Linked DNA regions of Homo sapiens: region 2 is linked to region 1. A link is a contact called in ENCODE Hi-C or POLR2A ChIA-PET data. All regions are on one chromosome and are shown on one strand. The core of a region is the stretch at or near the end of the contact, and the rest is flanking DNA. Distances in the headings are between cores, read along the strand shown. Region 1 holds the start of WNT1 (Wnt family member 1). Region 2 holds the start of KMT2D (lysine methyltransferase 2D).

Region 1 (6,344 bases), core at 605-3,104:
AAGTGGAGCAGCCCCAGAGAGACAAACCGAAGAGAGGGGAGCGGAAGAACCATACATCCCCAAGACTTCTTCGCAGCCCAAAACTTTCGGCCCATTTTGGCGGTGCAAGCCTTGCTGGGCGAGAGGCCAGACACACGCCTGCAGAGAGCAGCTTCCCAGGCGCTTTTGAGAGAGGCTGGGGGAAAGCGGCGGTCAGCCGGCGTCCGCGACCCGAAACTTTCTTTATCTGGGGCAGTAGCTCAGAAAAGTTAAGCTTCGTTTCCAGGGTGCACGGCTGGAAAACGCCTGGTAGAAGTCTGGCCCCGAGCTGGCGCTGGGCACGAGGCACTTGGCAAGGTTGATTGTGTGACCCTCCAGGCGCCTGGGACACCTTCTCTGAACTCGCCCGCCCATGCCCTGGGGGTGACCCCGCGTTTCCCCTGCTCCCGGAAGCGTCGCCTTCCTGGGCACCCACCTCGGTTGACGATCTTGCCGAAGAGGTGGGGCCCTGGAGCAGTGGGACAGTTCCAGCGGCGATTCCGGAACTGCCACTTGCACTCGCGCACGGCACTCTGCAGCCCCCCACTCACGCTGTGCAGGATCCCCGGATTTTGGCGTATCAGACGCCGCTGTTTGCGGCTCAACAGCTGCAGACTGGGCTCGAGTACCAGTTGCAGACTCTTGGAGTCTGTAAGCAGGTTCGTGGAGGAGGCTACGTTCACAATACCCCTGGTGGGACGTATGATAGCTCAGGCTCAGGAAGGGGATCCGCACCCTAACCATAAAAACTGTGCCACCCGGTCCTCTTCCTGGGGGTATGTGGCTGGAGAGAATGGCGGGAGATTAATAATACCCGCTCTCCCAGGCTCACTAATTTGAAAGAACTGGGCGTCCAGACTTGTGTGTGCCCAGTAGTCCCAGGGCTGCTCGCCTGAGCCCTAGGTCCGGAGACTGGACAGAGGAGGTACCCGGAGACCGAGTGTCTACCTTGGATCTCCGAGCCTCTTCCGGTCAGCCTGAGCGAGATAATCATGGCCTGCAGTTCTTGCCCACCCAAGGCGTGAAATGCTTAGGAGTCCCACCCTCTTCTCCCCTCCTTTCTAGGCGAACTCCTGGCCCTTCACTTCCCGAGGTGGGGAAACCTGTGGTGAGCCACCGCCGTGAGGCTGGAGTTGGCGCTCAAAGGGGAAGGGCGGTGCTAGATGAGAGTGGGCTCCCTGCCTGGGGTATCTTAGGCCTCCGCGGGCGGATCATTCGCCCCACTTGTACAGAGCTGGAGTCTGGGGCAGTTTCATGCCAGATCGCCCTTCGGTGTCGCGGAGGGAAGTCAGAGCGGGGAGGGAGCCTGTCGGCAGACGGATCCCAGAGCGTGGGAGCTGGGTAGGGTTGGCCCCTGGCTCTGTGCCGCGGGACAAGTGGCGACCCCGCACCAGCTCACTTACCACCATCGGCCACTGCTGTTGGCAGCCAGGGCTGCGGGCAGAGCGGCCAGCGCCAGCAGCAGCGTAGCAGAAACCCAGCCAGGCAACAGCGCCCAGAGCCCCATGGCCTGCCTGGCTTTGCCCGCTCTGTGCTGCAGTTGCGGCGACTTTGGTTGTTGCCCGCGACGGTGGGACGGGACGCGGCGGTGGCGGCAGTGGCGAGAGTTCGCAGTCTGGCTTTAACAACCCTGGGGGCGGGCGGCGGACAGCATGGCTCGCGGTCCCGGCTGGTGGGCTGAGGCGGCCACGGCGGGCGGCACCGCCTCTTATAGTTGCGGCGCTGGCTGAAGTGACGGGAGGAGGCTGCCCCTCCGGGCCGCACTGTGGCACCAGGGCGCACCGGTTAGGGGCGCAGACAATGGGCAGCGAGCGGGGCTGTGGTTCCCGCCCGTCTGAGCCGAGAGCTGACGGGTTGGCCGTCGGGGCTCACCCCCGCCCCCTGCCCGGTGGCCCCCGCCTCCGGGCCTGCACTGGCCGCGGACCCCTCCCCTTGGGACACCCTCCCACGCGCGCCCGCCTCACTCAGCTGAGCGTCCGGAGCCCGTCGAGGACTAGCATCCGCCAGGGGGCGCGGCGAGAGTGTGCTGCGGGGAGAGCCCGCCAGGGGCCCAGCCCGCCTCGCCGCCCGCGGTGGGGTTGTCCCCTCGACGTCACCCCGGGCCCCTCCGACGTCCCCTCTCTCCCCCATCCTGAGTGTCGGAAGGAAAGCTGTGGTTCTGGGCAGCGACTCCGGGGAGATGCTTAACCGCCCAGGAACCCCCGATGGCTGGACAGAGAAGGAAAAAGGGGAGACGGGGGCGTGAGTGCGGCTGTGGTCAGGGAAATCCCGGGGATGAGTTGTGGGGGTGAGCTAACCAAAAGGAGCCTAGCGGTGGAGAGAAACCTAAAGCAACAGGCAGTTTGCTCATGTGCGCCAGAAGAAGCGCACAAGTGGCTGTGTGTGTGTGTGTGTGTGTGTGTGTGTGTGAAGTGGAACAACGTGAATATGGGTGGGAGTGAGAATGTGCTGTGTTCTGAGGGTGCATCCTCCTGTGTGTTGGTACGTGCAGAAACTCCTTGTTCTGACGAAGGATGTTAGGAAACTTTCCAAAGAATTTTGGAATTTAGCTCAAGTCAGAAAAGGTCATGGAGTCACCTTGTCACAGTCACCGCCTGGGGCAGTGTGTCAGGAAGGAGGTGGCAACTGTCGACAGGAGACTCAGAAGCATGATTGAGGGATGCAGAGTGTCTGGACTGTGTGTGGAGTGGGTGGATGAGCATGTGCATGGGAAGATTAAATATGTGTGTATGCGTCATTCTGTTGCCCTTTGTACCTCGTGGCATCCTATGGCGTGTCACACTGTGGTATGTGTCAACCAGTGCATGTCATTGGGGGAGAGAGCCGAGCCTACAACCAAGATGGTATTGAGGTGAACCCAGCCTGGAGTGGCTAAGTCTCTGAGGCCTAGGCTCAGAAAGGATGGGAAATGGTGCGGATGTCCACTGTATGTATGGTGATGGAGAGGACTGGGAAGACAAGGGTTGCTGGCTACATTGAACCTAGATGAGGAAACTTGTGCCTCCATGTGTTTGCTTCTCTTTGGATGTTTCTGCCAAGTTTCTGTCTTTCCCTAAAGCTCTAGTTCCCACCACACTGGGATACCCAGAGTGCCTGTGACCATCTCATCCATTGTACACTTTTCTCTTCTCTCCCAGGGACTCCTACTCAGCTTCAAGGCCATTTAGGCCTCCTATTGAAGAAGTGACAGGCTGGGCGCGGTGGCTCATGCCTATAATCCCCGCACTTTGGGAGGCCGAGGCAGGTGGATCATGAGGTCAGGAGATCGAGACCATCCTGGCCAACATAGTGGAATCCCATCTCTAATAAAAATACAAAAATTAGCTGAGTGTGGTGGCGCACACCTGTAGTCCCAGCTACTCAGGAGGCTGAGGCAGGAGAATGGCTTGAACCCGGGAGGTGGAGATTGCAGTGAGCCGAGATCACGCCATTGCACTCCAGTCTGGGCTACAGAGCAAGACTTCATCTGAAAAAAAAAAAAAAAGTGGCTGCTTTTCCCTATATGGGGAATAGGGGGCACTGCCAGCCTGGTTATCATGCCCCACCACCACACACATGGCCCCTGGAAGGAGGGAAGATCTCTTCTCTCTCCCCATTTTGCAGAATTAAAAATAGATCAGGCACTTGTCCAAGGTCCACGTCTAATAAATGAATCAATGGTAGAGCCAGATTAAAACCCAGACCAATTTGACTCAAAGCCCATGCTCTTTCGACCTTACCAGCTGCTTGCCAGTGTGCAGCAATTACAGGCTGGGAACCCTTCTCAAAATTGATGGGTAAAAATAATTTTTTGGGCCTTTCTGCCTCCCTTTTGAGTTCTAGCTCTCATTTTTTTCATCTCCCTTGTCTTTTAGGATGCCTTCTGACTGAGAAATTTCCCCAGGCCTGAACCTAAAGTCTCAAGTCCCAGAAATGACTAGGATTCCCTTCTAAGGCAGGGAAATCACTCTAAGGAATAAATGCCAGGTAAGTTTCATTAATATTCCCGGGCACTTGTGTTTTAAATGAGATGCATATTAACCCAAATGAAGCCTGATGGAAGTTATTTTAGAAAGAAATGTCCTTCTTTCCCTTTTTTCTTCCCTTTTGCCCAGCCTAGTATATCTGGCCCTTCCAAGGATCCACCCCAGAGGGAAAAGGTGTAGTGGTCCAGCACCCTCCGTAGATCCAAAAGCCAGTAGTCCCTGCAGAGAGCACCCAGCATAGATAGCTCAAGTAAATGGACAATGTATCACGGGGAGCCTGTCCTTTATCCCTTATGAGTTTCTTCCCACTGGGGCCTGGGTCACATCTTTTGGCCTGGTGGATTGATACAACACCGTGAGGGTGGGAGGCTGGCTGGAAAATATGGAAGCCCTGTCTTTGACGACTGTTGTCAAGCAGAGGTGGGAAGAGAGGAAAGGAGCCACTGTGCTTTGTTCCAACATTCCACACACCAGGAGTAGGGGGCAAGAGGGTAAGGCCCCTAGATCTGGGTCACACTGTTTATGACCTGGCTGACATTTCTTTTTCAAAATATGAAATGCTTCACAAATTTGCATGTCATCCTTGTGCAGGGGCCATGCTAATCTCTATATCATTCCAATTTTAGTATATGTGCTGCCAAAACAAGCACCCAACTTTCTATTTAGATCAAATAATCATGATATCAACTGTCCCCTCTTTCTTTCCTGCATCATCCACTTATCTCTCTCCTGGAACATACACATAAGCATGCAGACATGCTGCAATAGTACCCATCTGAAAAACCCAAAAACTTCATTAGACCCCACATTACTGCCCAAGATTGCTCCATTTCAGTGCTCCATTTTACTGCAAAAATCAAAAGGGTTGATTTAATTACTAGAGCCAATTTCTTTCTTTCTTTCTTTCTTTTTTTTTTTTTTTGAGACGGAGTTTTGCTCTTGTTGTGCAGACTGGAGTGCAGTGGTATGATCTCGGCTCACTGTAACCTCCACCTTCCGGTTTCAAGCGATTCTCCTGCCTCAGCGTACCGAGTAGCTGGGATTACAGGCGCCCACCAACACTCCCACCTAATTTTTGTATTTTTAGTAGAGGTGGGGTTTCACCATGTTGGCCAGGCTGGTCTCGAACTCCTGACCTCGTGATCTGCCCACGTCGGCCTCCCAAAGTACTGGGATTACAGGCATGAGCCACTGCGCCCAGCCCAGAGCCATCTTTCCTAAAACAGAAGTCTGATTAGTTCATTTCTCTGCTCAAAATTTTCCAGCGAGACCCCATGTCACTCAAAGTAAAGGGGCCTCCTTCCTAGCCCTCCAGCTTCATTGCCTACCACTCTCTTCCTTGCGAATTTCTCCCCACTAGCCTCACTGGCCTCTTTTCTAATCCTTTGAACCAAGCATGCTCCTTTCTAAGGGTCTGTGCACCTGCTTTTCTGTCTTCTAAAATGCTCTTCCTCAGATCTCTCCATGTATTTGTTCCTTCAGTTTGTTTTCCCTCCCCCTTTATAAAATAGAATCCCACTACTAATCTCCTTTACCCTGCTTCATTTTTCTCTGTATCAGTTTTGACCGTGGATGACTTTAAAGGCTTGAAGTTGAAAATCAGTAGCAAACCACCCCCCTGGAATAGGGTTAGAGGTGAGATGTTAGAGGGGAGAGGGGCTTTGCCTTGACTTTGGGATCTGGGGAGGAAGCAGGGCTCCAGGGTTTAGAGTTTGTGGGCAGAGGAGCCTACCCTCCTTTGAAGCACCCGCAGGCAGCACTGCCCCCTTGGGCTGGGAAGGCACAGCCCATCCATTAGGCCTGAGTACAGAAGGGGGCAAAATTCTGTCTAAGGTAATCCCATGGATTTGTTGGAGTGGACTGCTGAAAGTGGGGCCTTCCTGAGAGTCCAGTATGCAGTCGGCCCGCAGACCCTTTGGTGCCTCCAGGTGGTGGCCTACGGTGCTGCAGCAGAAGGCGCATTAAGCGGAGGGTGGGCAGCGCAGCTGAGCTCACCGCCACGGGCGCATCCATCCCTCCTGGGCCTATAATTTGGGTTCCCCGGGTCTGGCCTCCCCTATCAGCGGCTCAGCAACAGATGAGTCACCCGGGACCCCGGGCCAAGGCAAACATGGGGGGAGGAGGAGGAGGAGGCTTCTGAGGCTTTAGCCACCGCCTCAGTTGCTCGACATCCCCCAATCTCCAGGGGCCCCCACTCTTTTCTTTGACCCCCGCCCTCCAGGGCCCCAGTGTTCTTCCCACATTGCTCTCGTTACACCCTCCATCCCTAGGATGGGAAGGGCAGCCCTCCACTCTTCTCATTGAGGGGAAGGGGAACCAGCTTGCTCCTAGTCCCTCCCTGCAGTGATGAAAGCCCCCCAC
Region 2 (6,344 bases), core at 2,320-4,819, 82 kb before region 1:
TATCTAGTGAGAGCTCAGAGCCAAGATCTCTTTTTCCAAGGAGTGATGGCTGTGGTCTTTGGTGGGATATCTTTCCTCCTACCTTGTTCCTATTCCTTATTCCTCACTTATTAAGGACCATTATCCTAAGATTTACTACTTGCCTTTCCCACCTTTCTATTCTGCTGGGTTCCTCATATACTAAGTCCAGTTGGCTGCCACTCCCATCCAAGTTTTGTAGCCTTTCAAGATCCCCTTAATTACAGAAACACCACCCTCTAGTGGCCAACTGCAACATGCTGACCTAGCTGTCTTCCTGGGGCCTCGGCATTTGCTTGGATTCAAAGATGATGGGGTTTCAGGAGAAGAAAGGAAGCCCCTCATTCCTAATGATGTAAGAATTGAGAAGGAGTGTAGAGGCAGAGACTAAAGTGTTGTGAAGACTTTGACTTCCCAAGAGTGTTGAGTAAAGTAAGAAATAATGCCTCCGGTGCATATCAGTCCCCTGGCCCTCCATGTCCCCAGTGTCTTCCATTAAAATGGCCGTTCTTTGCTGTTTTCATACCTTTAATCTTTTTGTACTTTTTACACCTTTGGTGGTGTGCTACTTTTTTTTAGGTGTCAAAGGCTATTGGTTCTGCTTTTATGGGCCTACCGCCTCAATGAATTGATATTTCAGCTAGGAAAGTTTGGTCCTGTTTGCCTCTGCTTTTCTTGATCCCCACCCTCCCACCAGCCTGATTGCCTAACTAGTCTAATACCTCCTCCAAGGATGTGTAAGGGTTATTTGAATGGTAGATCTTCACAGAGAAGGTACAGACCTCTTCTGACAACTGGGGGAGCCCGAGGTACCCTATCAATGTACTTACTTGGGAAGGATTGACAAAACCTAGATGTGATTTTTAGCTGTGACTTTGTCAGTGCCTGGCTCCAGGCTTACAGTTGGGGATATGGCTTGTCATGCTGATTTTCAAAAGTCCTGACAGCTGCTTTTGCTTTTCTGATCCAGAATCTAAAAAGAAATAAGGGCTGCTAGAAGAAACATACTCCAAACAACAATCTCACTGGCTTAGGAGGTTCTTCTGGTAGGTCACCACTGTCTCTCCTTATGTTAAAATTAAGTCTTTTTGCACATCTGACCTGGGATACTCATTACATGAGCCTACCTTCCTGCTGCCATTTTCATGAGGTCTGGGGTAGACTTAGAAACATCTAAAGTTTTCTAGTTTATCAATAATCTCAAGGCCTGGGGACAGTAGTGATAGTGGTTAATAGCTCCTCCACTTAGCTGTGTGGCCTTGGGCGGTCACTTAACTTCTCAGAGCCACCATTTCTCATTTATGAAGAGTGGCTAAGTGTGCTTCATAGAGTTGAGATGAAAATTAAACGAGGTAATATATGCAAAGCTTACTACAGTTCTTCACACATAATAAGTCCTTAAGAAATAGTGGGGTGGTGGCTGGGTGCAGTGGCTCACGCCTGTAATCCCAGCACTTTGGGAGACCAAAGCGGGTGGATCACCTGAGGTCAGGAGTTTGAGACCAGCCTGGCCAACGTGGTGAAACCCCATCTCTACTAAAAATAAATTAGCTGGGTGTGATGGTGGGCGCCTGTAATCCCAATTACTAGGGAGGCTGAGGCAGGATAATCGCTTGAACCTGGGAGGCGGAGGTTGCAGTGAGCCGAGATCGCGCCATTTCACTCCACCCTGGGCGACAAGAGCGAAACTCCATCTCAAAAAAAAAAAAAAAAAAACCAAAATAGTAGGTGGCTATCTGTGTTATTACTGGAGGTCTTTCTGGTGAGGGTCTACCTCTCCCTGCCTCTGGGTGCAAACCTGGGAGGGGCCTTCCATTTTCCAACTTGTTTCTTGGTTAACTTATTCTATTGTAATTAAAACAAGTGTGGGATCACTGCTGGAGTTTTTTTTGCTCAAATATGTGTGAATGGTCAGTGCAGAAAACATGATGCCAATGTGTGGCTGGAAGAGGACAAACCTAGTCCTGATCCCTCCTATTACTCTTACCAGTAGGGATTAAGGTCTCCTGCACTGTCTAATATAAAAGCATCACCTCACATGTGGCTATTTAATTTCATTAAAATAAAAAGTTCCTTACTTGTACCACCTGCATTTCAAAGTGCTCGAGAGCTGCATGTGGTTGATGGCTACCATATTAGATAGTGTAGATTTAGTCCATTTCCATCACTGTAGAAAAGTTCTGTTGGGACCGGGCGCGGTGGCGCATGCCTGTAATCCCAGTACTTTGGGAGACCAGGGCGAGCGGATCACGAGGTCAGGAGTTCGAGACCAGGCTGGCCAACATAGTGAAACCCTGTCTCTACTAAAAATACAAAAAAGTAGCCGGGTCTGGTGGTGTGCGCCTGTAATCCCGGCTACTAGGGAGGCTGAGGCAGGAGAATCGCGTGAACCAGGGAGGCGGAGGTTGCAGTGAGCCGAGATCGCACCACTGAACTCCAACCCGGACGACAGTGCGAGACTCTGTCTCAAAAAATAAAAAAAGTTCTCTTGGACAGCATCGTAAACCCTTTCCTCACAAAGCTGGCATTGGATCGAATCTGCCTGCCTCTTTCTCCACATCTTCTTTTAAAAAAACGTAGTATAATTATTTGTAATCCTAGGAAAAACGTGGCCTTTGGTTTGAATAATGGCTCAACTTCTCACTAGATGTAGTTCTGTGGGCAATTTTACCTATTGTAGCCTTAATCTTCATCTGTAATATGGAGATAATTCCATGTAACTCATAATGAAGGCGAGGAATAACTAAGAATATATAAAGTATCTGGACATAGTTAATTTGTCTCCTTTTGTCCACCCCATGTGTGCGTTGATGCAGAAGAGGCATTCCAATGTTTTCTCATCCAGACTTATGGTGGGGGGGTGGTGCCTGCAAAGAGTATGTTTTGCGATCTTGTCCAGGACAGTACTCCGGCCAGGTAGCAGCGAGGCTACCTCAGTTTACTAAAAAAGGGACACGGGTACTGAATATCTGGAAGGACTGGAGGTGGGAGTGGGGGCACCCTGAAAAGGGAGGCTCTACCTTTATGTTTCGATGGGGAGGTGTGTATAGTGACTGTGTGGGCACCGACAGTCCTTCCTCACACGGGGGACTGGGAGTCAGGAGGAACGACTAGGGACTCGTCCAGTTTTCTTCGGGTCCCCAAACGTGGCAAGAGTCCACCCTCTGCAGCGCCAGGCGCCGTACCTCACTTTCTCCATTTGCGGACTCCAGTTCCCAGGATGCTGAGCAGCGGCCAATCTCCTGGCTCTTCTTCCATCCCCCTCCCGGGAAAGACTGCCCCTGGCCAAAGCAAGGGGCAGTTGGAACTTCAGGGACCAACGACTGCAAGGGTATGGAATTAGACAGCGGCCAGAGTCCTAGTTTCGCGGCCTGGGCGGTAAATGAGGCGGCTCCAGGGCCGCGGCGGAGAGGAGGGGGGCTTCGTTCCCACGTGTCTGCCCTGCTGCCGGCCCGGCGCGGTCGGGGTTAACCCGGAGCGGAAGGATCCCGCAGCGTGTGCGTAGAACTGCAGAGTCACAGCCTTTCCTCCGAGAGGGCGGGATCCCTCCGCCGCTCCGCTCCAACACAAAATAGGGCCGCCTCTTCTCCTTTCTCCCCCTCTCGAGTGGGGTGCCCCGGGCAAAAGGCCCCCCCGGATCTAGCGCCGAAGGCTTCACGAATCTTCACGACCGCTGCCCAGCTCTTGGGCCAGGAAATAGCCCCTTCGCAGGAACCACCCTACCGGCCGAACAGGAGGCGGAGGGGGGGAGGCGGAGCGGCGCCGCGCTGCACTACTTTCCTCTCCGGTTGCAAATGGCTGCCTCGTTCCCCACTTTCCGCTCAGTTTCCTGACCCCCCGGTGCCGGGAGCCGGGGTTGGGCCATGCACCTCTAGGCCGCCTGCGATCACAGTCAGCCGGGGGTCGAGGGGGTGCCACCGACCAGAGCCGGCCAGGCCGGGGGCGGGGCAGCTCCCGAGGCCAGAGGGGAAGGGAGGCGAGCGCAGGGCCTGGAGCGGCCGGAGGGGAGCGGGCAGAGGGCTCGCACCGCCCGCCCCTTCCTTTTCCTCGCCTACCTAGCCTCCTCCCTTCCCCGGGGGGAGCAGAAGGTGGGGGGCTCGAAGCCGCCGAGGGTGAGCGCTCGGGGTCGAGAAGCCCGGCGCTGGGTGTGTGTCAGGTTCAGCCCCGCGGCCCCGCCGGCCCCGCGTCGCCGTAGCTCGCGCGGCCCCGGGCGCCGGCCGGGGCGGGGAGAGGGGCTCGGCGCTCCTGCGAGGGTCTCACGTTCCATCCGGGCCAGGCGCGGGGCGGCGCGGCATTCCTTCCGGGCTGCTGGGGAGGCGCCTCGACGTTCCATCTGGAGAGCCTCGACGTTCCGCCCGAGCCCGGCGCGGGCGGCCGGGGCGCTGGCCGGGCCCTAGGACTGAGAGGCCGCCCGGCGACGCGGATGCGGAGCCTGCTCGCCCAAGATCAAAGCCACCGGTGCTCTCTTTGTGTCCGCTCGGGATTCGCCGCCCTGGGGCTGTCCATGGAAACCTAAACTGCTGGAACCTGAGGCAGAGAACCCCTCTTTGGCTTCTTGCTGTTTTTTTGTGGGGGGAGGGTGGCCACTCCGACCTGGATTTACCGTTCTTGGCCCCCCTAAGCCCCCCCGTGCGGGGGGCGGCTGTGATCGCTCTGGCGGTTGGAGGTCGGGGAGCGGCCCGGGCTCTGGCCATGTTCTCGGATGAGGATTTCTGGATCGCCCTGTGAAGAGGTGAGTGAAGTCCGCCCGGCCAGGGCCCAGAAAGGGTTGGACTGGGGGCACAGCCAGATGGACTATCTTAGCCGGAGCTGGCCTTTAGGTTGGAGAAGGGGGTGCCAGAGCTGGGGAGCGTTCCTTTGGCAGGGTCTGTCAAGGGAACCTGAGCCAGTCACCAGGGCAGAACTGAGGCCTGGTGTCTTGGGGTGTGCCTCTTTAAAGACTGGGGGTTCAGGGAACCACGGGAGTTTGGGAACCTGGCCAGATAGCCTCTCTGCCTGTTTATTTTTGTGTTGGGGGAGCTCGACTAAACTAGGACCCGGGCCCTGATGCCAGCACCAATCCCAGGCTGCTGCTTCTCCCCTCAGGGTTCCTTGTGGGCCTTGGGACAGAGCAACTTGGGATGGTGGGGGAGGGTGTCACTGCCAGGTCAGACTTATGCCAGTTGGACTTTAAGGTTGTTCCTACCGAGTTGGGCACCCAAAGCAGTCCCTGGAAAACTCAAGGAACCCCAGATCCTTCACCAGGCCTTCTTTCACTGGGCAAAGGGAGAGTGTGTGGAAACTGACTAGTTGTGATGAAGGGGGTAGCTGGGGCAAGAAGGAGGCGGGGCTGGGGCAGTTCTGGCCCTGCTGTTCAACTTTAAACTGCCCCTGCCTGGCAAAGTGACCCCAGTGAGGCCGAGTGCTGTCTTAGCCTGCTTTGCCTCCCCTCCTCTTGGGATGGATCTAATCTCCAGAGGATTATAGAGGAGGCCGTTGAGATTTGCTCCCTGCGAATGTAGGCTGCAAAAAATGGCTTTTGTCTTTTGCCTTCTCCCGGCCTGGTATGGAGAGCTGGCTGCCCATGAGTCCCTGGCCAGTCCTGCAAGCCCCTCCCAGACCTCTCCAACCCTTTTTTGACCAGGGATTGTTAACTGGTTTTCTGATCCTGTACCAACTGTGCAGAATGGGGTGGCCTGTGTCTCTCTGGAGGAGAAATTGCTTGATCAGAGCTCTTTTCTCCTGGAAACCAGTGATTCCACCCCTGGCAGAAGGTATTGGGGAGAAAGGGTGTGTATGTGCCTGCAGCTTGAGCCTCAATCCTGTGGGCCTTGCTTGGGCTGGGACTGCCCCTCTCACACCTGTCATGCTACCCAGCAGGGATTTGGCTGGTGCATTTTGCTCCCTCACTCTTATCTGCTCCAACATACATATACTAGATTTCTTTGAGTCTGGTTTTGGAAAGGAGAAAATAGGGGTTTTGCCTTTTAAAGATTTCTGAAAGGTGAGAGGTGGCACAGGGGTAGTGGAGTGAGGTGAGCTGTCAATCCTGCTCTCCACTCCGGCATTCTATGGAGAGTCCCTCCCGTTTGTCCCGAAACAACTTCCTTATGTAGGACTGCACCCTGTTAGCTGTGCCTGCTCTCAGGATGAGCCAGGGACACAGTTCAGAGGGTCTGCAGGGCCAGTGTTCCATTTGGATCCATCTCGGAGGGGTGACCCAAAATGGGGGTGGGAAGAGGTGTGGTTTGAGTCCAGGCTGGGAACCAGGAAGTCCTGAGTCCTCCTGAAGAGCTGTTCACTCAAGGGCCTGCTTCAGCCTTACACTTCTCCAAGCGTCCATTTCC

Evidence for each region. Hi-C counts contacts between places; a loop is a spot of excess contacts on that map. ChIA-PET counts read pairs that join two places held with the same protein, here RNA polymerase II (POLR2A). Pooled maps may share reads with other maps.
Region 2: a loop to region 1 is called in a pooled map, with 2.1 times the contacts of the local background. The contact joins the promoter of KMT2D here to the promoter of WNT1 in region 1. A Hi-C loop is called at or near these places in 6 of 50 pooled maps. POLR2A ChIA-PET finds 5 or more read pairs at or near these places in 5 of 52 experiments (A549, AG04450, CD4-positive, alpha-beta memory T cell and 2 more).

Annotation. Positions count from the first base shown.
Region 1 is chr12:48,973,832-48,980,175 of GRCh38, reverse strand. WNT1 (Wnt family member 1) reads right to left here and starts at 1,854. Exons shown (of 4, transcript NM_005430.4): 1 at 1,422-1,854; 2 at 455-708. The coding sequence starts at 1,525. It also overlaps the pseudogene RNU6-940P. RefSeq lists enhancers at 1-316, 317-916 and a silencer at 1,800-2,169.
Region 2 is chr12:49,058,019-49,064,362 of GRCh38, reverse strand. KMT2D (lysine methyltransferase 2D) reads left to right here and starts at 3,569. Exons shown (of 55, transcript NM_003482.4): 1 at 3,569-4,750. RefSeq lists an enhancer at 3,502-3,751 and silencers at 3,802-4,421, 4,583-4,877.